Linked DNA regions of Homo sapiens: region 2 is linked to region 1. Evidence: read pairs that join two places in POLR2A ChIA-PET (ENCODE). Cell type or tissue: OCI-LY7. All regions are shown on one strand. Links, peaks and the distances in the headings refer to the core of each region. The heading gives the core; the rest is flanking DNA. Region 1 has its middle 7.7 kb from the start of ZNF608. Region 2 has its middle 240 kb from the start of ZNF608.

The links. ChIA-PET counts read pairs that join two places held together with the same protein. Peaks named below come from ENCODE experiments on the same cell type or tissue, not always from the same donor. Only the 100,000 strongest peaks of a DNase experiment are listed, where the experiment ranks them.
Region 2: POLR2A ChIA-PET joins it to region 1 with 16 read pairs; 7 of 35 experiments call an interaction of 5 or more read pairs at or near these places.

The regions. Positions count from the first base shown.
Region 1 is chr5:124,751,671-124,757,053 of GRCh38, reverse strand. No RefSeq gene overlaps it. Among named protein-coding and RNA genes, the nearest start is that of ZNF608, 7.7 kb to the right of the region's middle. RefSeq lists an enhancer at 5,286-5,383. In OCI-LY7, for the core only: no CTCF peak of the experiment used is centred there; DNase peaks (open chromatin) are centred at 1,253 and 2,283; H3K4me3 peaks cover 923 bases.
Region 2 is chr5:124,980,985-124,986,367 of GRCh38, reverse strand. No RefSeq gene overlaps it. Among named protein-coding and RNA genes, the nearest start is that of ZNF608, 240 kb to the right of the region's middle. RefSeq lists an enhancer at 5,203-5,383. In OCI-LY7, for the core only: no CTCF peak of the experiment used is centred there; a DNase peak (open chromatin) is centred at 2,387; H3K4me3 peaks cover 457 bases; H3K27ac peaks cover 2,068 bases.

The DNA of each region.
Region 1 (5,383 bases), core at 88-5,087:
GCTCATGCTTATAATCCCAGCATTTTGGGAGGCCGAGGCAAGAGGATCCCTTGAGCCCAGCAGTTTGAGACCAGCCTGGGCAACATAGGAGACACCCTTCTTTACAAATATAAAGAAACTAGCTGGCTGTGGTGGTGCATGCCTGTGGTCCCAGCTACTCAGGAGGCTGAGGTAGGATTGCTTGAGCCCAGGAGGTTGAGGCTGCAGTGAGCTTCGATCATGCCTCTGCAATCCAGCCTGGGTGACAGAGTGAGATTCTGTCTCCAAAAATACAAAACAAAACAAAACAAAACAAAAAACCCCGACAACAACAACAACAACAACAAGCTTGAAAGAGTTGTGCATCCTTAATACACTATAGGAGTGTTAACTTCCTTTTTTTTTTTTTTTGAGACAGAGTCTCGCTTTGTTGTCCAGACTGGAGTTCTGGAGTGCAGTGGCATGATCTTGGCTCACTGCAACCTCTGCCTCCCAGGTTCAAGTGATTCCCCTGCCTCAGACTCCTGAGTAGCTGGGATTACAGGCAGCTGCCATAATGCCCAGCTAATTTTTGTATTTTTAGTAGAGACGGGGTTTCACCGTGTTGGCCAGGCTGGTCTCGAACTCCTAACCCCAAGCGATCCACCTGCCTCGGCCTCCCAAACTGCTGGGATTACAGGCGTATGCCACAGCACCCGGCCAAGAGTGTTAATGTTTAAAACATCTTTTAAAATTACAAATAAAAGGCAATGTTTTAATTATGAAAAAATACATTGTCTCCTTTACCTGAAAGATTACTTTTCAGTATTAAAGGTTTTTTAATTTAATGTTTTGACTTGTAAATATCTCAATAAAATTCTTTTTGGGAGACATTATGTTTAGAATTATAAAAATTAAAGCATATGTTTGTTCATTTAACTTTCATGGGACCCCTCTAAAATCCAAAGACACATCATTAAAACCCAAATAAACAGAAAACATTAAAATATGGTTAGAAAACATGTTCTCGTATATTCAACTCTATTCTTAACAGATCATTACATTTTAAAGGTGTTTGCAAGAAAATACAAGGTGCTTCCTTAAATGATTTTAAGAATCTTAAAAAAGAGGACAGAAGGACAGAAAGGAAAAGAAAGGAAAATAAAAGATGATTAAAATATTCATAGTAGAAAAAGGTCCACAGAGCAGTCTGGCAGGCAATGCATGTGATGAGCTGTAGAAACCTTAAACATCCTGGACCAGAAGTCAGCCAATCAGGGGGCTGAGAACCACATTTCCATAATGATGATTGGCTGGTGGACTGGAGGCACCGCTGAGCTGTGAGGAAGGGGAGGAAAGGCTCTGCTGAGAAAATAGCAAAACAACTTTCTGGCTTTCTGTTGTTTATTGCATATTCTCCAAATGATTGTAGTGATTCATTCTTTAGGAAAGCTTGTTTTGAAAACAAAAGAGGCACAGTTGTTCACAACAAAAGTGATATTCAACAGCCAAAGGAGCCGAGTATAACGGAACTCTTTTATTCTTCTTTAAAATAAACTTTGGTCTCCTGATTTCATCTAACCAAATATGTTAAGACTTCCCAGGTGATGCATAAGGGTTGGATTTAAATATTAAAATTAGGCAGGGGTTACTGTTTCTGATAAGTATCACTGCTTTGTTCTTCTGTCAGCTTTAGAAAATGTGCACAAATAGAATATATTTTTATAAAATGTGAAAAAAATCCTTAAATTCTAGCATCAAAAGTATATTTAGTGCTTTCACACTTGAGGGAATTATGCCACTCTCCAAAAAGAAACTAATTTAGGCATTTTGTTTTCCTGCAGTCATATATGTGTGAAAGTTGGAGATACATGTATCAATGTGTTTGGTATTGCTCTCAATTTTTACACATATGTAAAAATCTACTGTCATGAAGTCATAAGGATTTTAAAAATGACAAAAGAAGAAGCAGAGAAATGGAGGCAAAGGAGAAAGATGGAGTGGAACGTAATGGCTGGATCCTGCTGCCTCTTGATCTTCCTGTGCTTGATCGTATTGCATTTTGTTGTAATTGTTTTGAATTCAAATAGAGCAGTGACAACATTTCACCTACAAGTTTTTAAATTTAGTTTTACAAACACTGTATCTACGGGCCATCTATCTGGAAATGAGAATAACTCTATAATGCAGATTAAGCAGAAGTATTTTGCAGTCTCTCCCAGTGACTATTCCTTGGCTAGCTAACAGACCAGCCATTCAGAAGCAATTTTCTTCAGGCTGAAATTATGTGCTGACCTTAGCAGATCACTTCCCATAATAACCCTTCCCCCACCCAATGCTAAATACAATCTGTCTCCTACTCACTGTAATAACGTGCAAATGACTGTAATTTTACAGACAAGAAACAGCCGAAAGTGAAACGTGTCTAAACAGAGGTCGATTTGAAAAATCAGGGCTATTACCTAAATCTGTAAAATACATATTGTAATAAAACCAGCAACAGAAATCTCCAATAAGTAGTTCTTTTTTTTTTTTTTTTTTTTAATGTAGCTTGTGTTTTGATCTTCTTTATGCAGCCAGTCTCTGCTGGCATAAAAGAAAAATCCTTTTCCAGAAATGGTTTCATTACACGAGATGTAAATTGCCTTACTTTGCTAACTGATCCTCAGACCTTGCTTGAGCACCCACTCAGATATAGCTGCACACACCACACCACAAAAGCCCGAGCCAAGCGGAGGTACAATTTCAGATACTTAACACTGACCTACATTGCACTTCTCTTAATGAGAGCAGTATACAAATGTTTTCCTTTAAAGATCACATTGTTTTGCCATATTTTGCTAGGTTCTCTAGAGCTGCAAGGCATAAAAAAGACAATTTGCTGCTTTTTATTTTGATTATTTTAAGATGGAGGATTAGAGACTATATGAGGAATTACATAAACATAGAGGGTTTATAAGTATATAAAGTTCTTCAACTTTATATTGCTTTACTAATTAAATGCATTGTAGTCTTAAATAAATTCACGTAATATTTGCTCTATATCATCGCAACTTGTTTAAGGTAAACTGTATTGTAAAGACATGTCAAGACAGTTATTACTTTCCCTCCCTTGGGTGGAGGGTCTTTTTGTTATACTCTAAGGAATTTAAACTGAAGGTGAATTAATAGGGCATAGAAGTATCTTGAAAAGTTAACATAGCAGAGTAATACGATGTGTGTAAATAGTCGTATTTACAAAATGTATATTGGAAATGTCCCACAGTCTTTCATGGCAGGGAGAACATTGTTGATGTTTTTCTTCTCTGAGACCCTTCATGCTCCCCAAAAGGACCTGAAATGTTATGGTGTGCAGGGGCCCTTCTTTCCACGGTAGACAAGGCTCTTAGTGCTTTGTCTTGTTCCAGTGATATTTCAGGATAATGCAAAACGTCAAATGTTTGACCAAGAACAACACTGCTCGTCTCCTTTTGGCAACAGTTATCCAGAAATGGATATTTTTGTTTTTTTAAAAAGACAGGGTCCGGCTCTGTTGCCCAGGCTAGAGTGCAGTGGCGTGATTATGGCTCACTGCAGCCTCGACCTCCTGGGCTCAGGTGATCCTTTTGCCTCAGCCTCCTGAGTAGCTGGCATTATAGACCACCTTGCCTGACTAGTTTTTTTGATTTTATATAGAGACGGGGTCACCCTATGTTGCCCAGGCTGGTCTTGCACTTCTGGGCTCAAGGCATCTTCTCACCCCAGCCTCTAAAAGTGTTGAGATTACATGCATGAGTCACCACATCCAGCCTGGGAAATGGATATTGTTTAAAGTACTACCCAGAAACTTAAATTGGATTTAGCATGCAGGTGTGAAAAAGTAGAGACAGTGTTTTTTCTAGAGGACCTTTAGCAAGTCAGGATGTTACCTGTAGGGAAAAAAAGCAAAGACCTTCTTGTGTTTGTGTGGGTGTTTAATAAGTCATCAACTGTATTCCCTAGAAACCAGGGCAGGACACCTGCCCACTGCCTTGAGGCCATCCTGTTGATAAGCAAACCCAGAGAGATAAGAATCTTTCTCCATAATCCTCTGGGATAGCCAGTAAGTTTCTCATTATGTCTAAATTAAGTTCTTTTTCCTATAAATTAACCCCATTTCCATGTTGGTTTCATTTTTTATAACTTTGTTTTCCACTTTTTCCCTTGATCCTGAGTAGATCTCAAGTGTCAATGTTGGCATAAATATAGAAAAGGTAGGCCTAGGAATAGACTCCCTTACAAATACACAAAAACTGGAGAAATAGATATATATTTAGACATGTTCTCATTCTGTTGCCCAGACTGGAGTATAGCAGTATGATCATAGCTTACTGCAGCCTCCAACTCCTGGCCGTTAATGATCCTCCCACCTCAGCCTCCAGAGTAGCTAGGACATAGGCATGTGCCACCACGCCTGGCTAACTTTTTAAAAATTTTTTGTAGCCGAGCACGGTGGCTCACACCTGTAATCCCAGCACTTTGGGTGGCTGAGGCGGGAGGATCACGAGGTCAGGAATTTGAGATCAGCCTGACCAACATGGTGAAACCCCGTCTCTACTAAAATACAAAAATTAGCCAAGCGTGGTGGCGCACACCTGTAATCTCATGTACTCAGGAGGCTGAGGCAGAAGAATCCCTTGAACCCGGCAGGTGGAGGTTGTAGTGAGCTGAGATGGTGCCACAGCATTCCAGCCTGGGCGACAGAGTGAGACTGACTCAAAAAGAAAAAAAAAAAGAAAAAAAAATTTTATAGAGACAGGGTCTCGCTATGCTGAGCAGGCTGGTCTTGAATTCCTGGTTTCAAGCGATCCTCCAGCCTCAGCTTCCCAAAGTGCTGGGATTACAAGCATGAGTCACTGGGCCTAGCCCAAGAAATAATCTTTGATCTTTAATAATATACCCTAAATCAGAGGAAATAGGCACCAAAGAAAGATCACCATGTTTTCCTGTGTTACTGCTAGAAGCCCCTGGCCTCCTCAGCATTGAGATCGTCTGTCTTTAAAAAAGGAGGAAAGGGACCTTTTGATGACCTTAACAATGATGTAGTACAAGCAGGGGCAGAGCTGATCTTGAGATCCAAGGAGCGGGTAGTGGAGGTTGTTGGAGGGGGATGATACTGTTTTGTTTGTTTGTTTGTTTGTTTGTTTTTGAGATGGAGTTTTGCTCTTGTTGCCCAGGCTGCAGTTCAATGGCGCGATCTCGGCTTGCTGCAACCTCTGCCTCCTAGGTTCAAGCAATTCTCCTGCCTCAGCCTCCCGAGTAGCTGGGATTACAGGCATGCACCACCACGCCTGGCTAATTTTGTATTTTTAGTAGAGATGGCGGTTTCTCCATGTTGGTCAGGCGAGTCTCAAACTCCCGACCTCAGGTGATCCGCCCACGTCGGCCTCCAAAGAGCTGGATGATA
Region 2 (5,383 bases), core at 60-5,059, 230 kb before region 1:
TCAGCCTTAAAAAAGGAAGGAAATTCTGATACATGCTGCAAACGGGATGAAGCCTGAAAACATTATTGTTACGCTAAGTAAATAAGCCAGCCACAACAGAATCAACATTGTATGATTCCACTTATATATCTAGAATAGTCAAGTTCACAGAGACAAGAAGTGGAATCGTGATTACCAGAGGCTGGGAGGAAAGAATGGGGAGGTATTGTTTAATGGGTAGTGTTATGATTTGAGATTTTAAAAAAGCTCTGGAAATAACAGTGATACTTGCACATGTAGGAGAGAAAAAAAATATCCTTTGTCTCTATCCTTTTAGGTTATCTGACTGGGACCCTGTAAATTAGACTAACGAAAGACAGATTAACAAGAAAAAATATGTAAAAATTTATTTAATGTAAGTTTTATGTGGCCAAGGAAACTTTATAAGGAAATGAAGACAAAGCAACAGTTAAGCCTGTGCATTTTTCTACTAGATTTGAGGAAGAGTAAAAAGTCATGGAAAAATGTAATAGGACAAAGGCTATGAGCTAAGGGTAGTAATCTGGGGAAAACAACAAGCCCTGTTCATTCAGATTCCTCTCGGCATCCCTCCCTCTTCAGAGGTAGGGATGCTCTTTTCCTCTGAGTATAGCAAGGGCACCTCTTACATGAGGGTCTTGGGATCTGCTTCAAGGGAAAAACAGGAGGTCAGAGAGTCCTTCTAGCACCTATTTCTCAAATTCCTTCAGTTTAAAATACTCAATATGCCAAAGTGCCATATTTTGGGGCAGTGTGTTCTGAACCACATCATACAACATTGTGAATGTTCTTAATGCCACTGAATTGTATACTTAAAAATGGTTACAATGGTAAAGTTTACGTCGTATGTGTTTTATCATGATTTTTTAAAATGAAAAAAAATTATTGAGATTTATGAAGGCCCATTGAATGGGCATCCAGTGAATGTCAAAAGTCTATGACATTACTGTTCCTAAATGGAATAAAAAACCAAAATGAACAACCAAAGAGGTATACACAAGTTTATTTAAGAAATTAGATTGAATCTCATTTTTTAAAAGTAATCTCACAATACAGAATGTTAACTAAAAGTCTGAAACCTGAAAAAGCATTAATCAAATATTGTTGGGGAGGAGAAAAACATCTTTATCTTTTACTCATTTTAGGTTCATTGGCTGGGGCCCCTGGAACAAAAGACAGAAAGAAAGAATCATAGAAATGTGTATGTTTTGCGTGACACTGGAGCCTTCAATAGGAAATGAAGACCCAAAGAAGTGCTTAAAACTGGGTTGCTTTATGCTAGGTTTGATGAAGAGTAGACGGTCATGGGGAAATATGATAGCATAAAATGGGCATGTGCTAATTATAATAAACTAGGAGAAACGACAAGGCTTGTCCATTCAGATTCCTCTCAGCATCCCTGTGTCTTTGGAGATATGGATGCTCCTTTCCTCCAGGTATAAGGAGGGCACCTCTCACATGACCTGCTTTAGGGAAAGTCAGAAAGTCCTTCCAGCATAGGGAATTTCTCAGATTCTTTCAGCTTAAAATATTCAATATGCCAAGGTGCCATATTTTGGGTTAGTGTGCCCTGAACCTAATCAATATTATAGAACAAAGTTATTCTAAACTCACAATAAGTGGAAGGATTGTCACTATCAAATTATATATGAGTACTGGGATGGATATCAAAGTTTAATAAACTAATTTTGTTGATGAATTTTAAAGGAAATGACAAGAAAGCAAGCAAAAATGTAACAAAAAAAGAGTGACAAAAAAAAAAAGAGTATGGCCAGCTCTGCAGAGGAAGGAGAAGAGAGAAGTGAGAGCAGCAGTTGAGTGGTCTGAGATGACAACTGTTGGAAAAGCTAAAAAGAGAGACTTTAATCTGGGATGAAAGTAACTGTGTGCAAAACTTGATGGCAATTCATGAAGTCTCATTCTATGGTGTTCTTTGCTCTCATTATCAGTGAGGAATATTGAGACGGGAGAGTTCCCTTGACCCCCTCATGGGACTTGCAACAGGGGTGTCTCCTTTGCTCGGCCACCGCACTCAAACTCCTTACAGGAGGGGAAGCTTGCAGGTTGGCAGGTGCAGGAGCAAGGAACGAACCTGGTACTGGCCCATGGCAGTGTCTAGGGGTTGCTAGTGACCTCTAGAGCCCCAGAGGGCATGTCTTACAATGATCTTTTAGCATTTGCCATCCACAGATGGCTAAGTGTTAAACCAGGTCAGTGGAGGATCAGGGTGACAGGCTTTTACACCCTGCCCTCTTGGTACCTGGGTTCTTGTCCAGCATCCAGGAAGAATCAGTTCACACAGACTTGAAGGATAATCAATGTGGAGATTTTATTGAGCAGTGGAAGTGGCTCTCAGTAGGATGGGGAGCTGGAAAGGGGATGGAGTAGGAAGATAATCTTCCCCTGGAGTTCAGCTGGAGACAGCCAAACTCCTCTCTGACTGTAGTCTCCAATGTCCAGCTGCCTCTTCTCTTCTCTCCTTTTCTGCCACACCACTGGGCTCCTCTGCCAGTGGAGCTTGGAGTTTTTATGGACACAGGATGTGAGGGTGGCAGCACATAAGGTAATATTTGCGCAGAAAAACAGGGATGTGAAGTTCTCATTTAGGGACGTGGGTCCAGGCTTGGGGGTAGAACACTTGCCAGAAGCCCCACCCTTTTCTACCTAGTATTTCTCTGCCTCCTGTCCATATCAACACCAATTATAATGGGAAAGAACAGTTGAGACAGAGTGTCAGGGAAAATTGGTTTTGGCCAAGAATCTTTGATATGTTCAGTAGAGGATGTGGGACAGAAAGGTATGATCCCTTTCCTCATCCATCATAAGGGTCATGGCCAACACTCCTATAACAAAAGACAGTACATATATACCATGGAATACTACACAGCCATAAGAAAGAAAAAAATCATGTCGTTTGCAACATGGATACAGCTGAAGGCCATTATCCTATGTGAATTAATGAATTAACACAGGAACAGAAAAACAAATACTGTGTGTTCTCACAAGTAGGAGCTAAACATTGAGTACACATGGACACAAAGAAGGGAACAATAGACACTGAGGACTACTAGAAGGAGAAGGGAAGGGGGCGTGGGCTGAAAAACCACCTATTGGGTACTATGCTCACTGCCTGGGTGACAAGACCATCTGTACCCTAAATCTCAGCATCACACAATATACCCATGTAATACATCTGCACATATACCCTCTGAAACAAAAAAAAAGGTGGGGAGTGGGGGAAGCTTAACCAGAAAAAGGCGTAACAGGCTGGGCACAGTGGCTCACACCTGTAATCCCAGCACTTTGGGTGGCCAAGGCGGGCGGATCATGAGGTCAGGAGATCGAGACCACACTGGCTAACACAGTGAAACCCCGTCTCTACTAAAAATACAAAAAAATTAGCCAGGTGTGGTGGCGGGTGCCTGTAGTCCCAGCTACTCGGGAGGTGAGGCAGGAGAATGGCGTGAACCTGGGAGGCGAGGCTTGCAGTGAGCCGAGATCGCGCCACAGCACTCCAGCCTGGGCGACACAGCGAGACTCCAACTCAAAAAAAAAAGGCATAACAAAGTTACTTGATATAATCAAGTTTTACATGACAAAGATTGAGTCTTCATATCTCAAACTTTGAGATATGAGGAGTCAAAGACTGAGGGAAAATTGTCTGTTTTTATGCTTAGATTCAATGAAGAATAGACAGCCACGTAGAAATGTGACTGGACAAAGGGAATGATCTAGTGGTAATAGACTGTAGGGGTGAAAACCCAGCAATCCCTGTCTGTTCCAATTCACCTTGGCCTCTCTGTGTGGCATTCCTTCCTCCTGGCTACAGGGAAGGACTCCTTTGGAATGAGGGTCTTCTTTATGGCTTGCTTTTTGGGGAGAGGAGATCTAGTTTCTATAACCTGCCTTGGGGAAGAGAAATTCTAGACTCTATAACTTGTTTTGGAGGAGAAGGAGAGGGAGAGGACGAGAGAACAGGAGAAGGTCAGAGATTTTGCTTCTGAAGCAGCTTCTAAGGCCTTCTGATCTCCAGTTCAAAGTGCTCAGCAGTGCCAAAGCACCATGTTTTGGGGTGTTGCTTTCTGAGCCCCAACAAGGAGATATGAGAACAGGTACTGGCAAGAGCTGCGGCAGGAAGCTGCCCACACAGGGGCAAAGGTTTGGACAAGTTTTGAAGGGGAGAAATAGACAATTTCTGGCACCTATGCAGAGCAAAACGCAGCAGGATTTGGCAAGAAGAGCCAGGTAGGAAATGTAGAAGGAAAGATAATTGAAAGACAACAGTGAGTCAATGAGTCTTTAATCTGATAGCCAGAAGGAAAAGGTGACGAAAATAGAACATAGTTACAACCAAAGCAAAAGTATTAAGTTACTAGTTAATTATTAATTTAGCAGGATGTTAAATGTAATGACCTAAATCTCTGTAAGGTTTTTCTCGTTGTTGTTTTTGAGACAGGGTCTCATTCTGTTGCCCAGGCTAGATTGCAGTGGTGTGATCATAGTTGACTGCGACCTCGAACTGCTAAGCTCAAGCAATCCTCTGCCTCAACCTCCTGAGTGGCTGGGACCACAGGCATGTGCCACCAAGCGTGGCTAAGTTTGTCAAAAAGTATGTTTTAAAGATGAGGATTTCTCCATGTTGCCCAGACTGATCTCAAACTCCTGTGTTCAACCCATCCTCCTGCCTCAGCCTCTCAAAGTGCTGTGATTACAGGTGTGAGCCACCACACCTGGCCATTTCTGTAAGTTCTAAAGGTGTAAACAGCAAAGACAAGGAAGTAAGTTGAAACTCCCAAAACTCTTCTTTCAAAGGAAATGTCTTATCCAACCACACACACCAACACGTTTATGCTATTTGTTGAGTGTTTTTTGTTTTCCTCAAAGCTTTGGAGGATTTTATTGAAATCTTCATTTATGACTTTGAACCATATTTGAGGCCCCTTTGTATGTGCCCTGGTGTGGAAAAGCCTCCTATACTACAGGGTTCCGAATAAATAATGAGACATATACCAGGTCTATGCTTTTGTGTTACTCACCATAATAAAAATAGCGTGCTTGGTGTACCAAATAAATAATGTGTTGAGATGTTACATTACACCAAATAAATCGATAAAAACAAATGTCTTTCAGCACAATAATTTTGTCTCAAACTCTAACCACGTAATAGAAAATAGATTTCCTGTGTTCTTGAGCATGGATTGTAAACAGAACCATACCAGTAGTCTCTGTTTATTGTTTTGTGTAAGTTCAGAGGGAGAGCGGATTGTTTACTAGAACAAAATCCTTTAAAAAGAAAAAAAAAGGATTCTCATCTTTCATTTAGGTTAATAACACACTACATATATTTGTCCATCAAATTAGAATT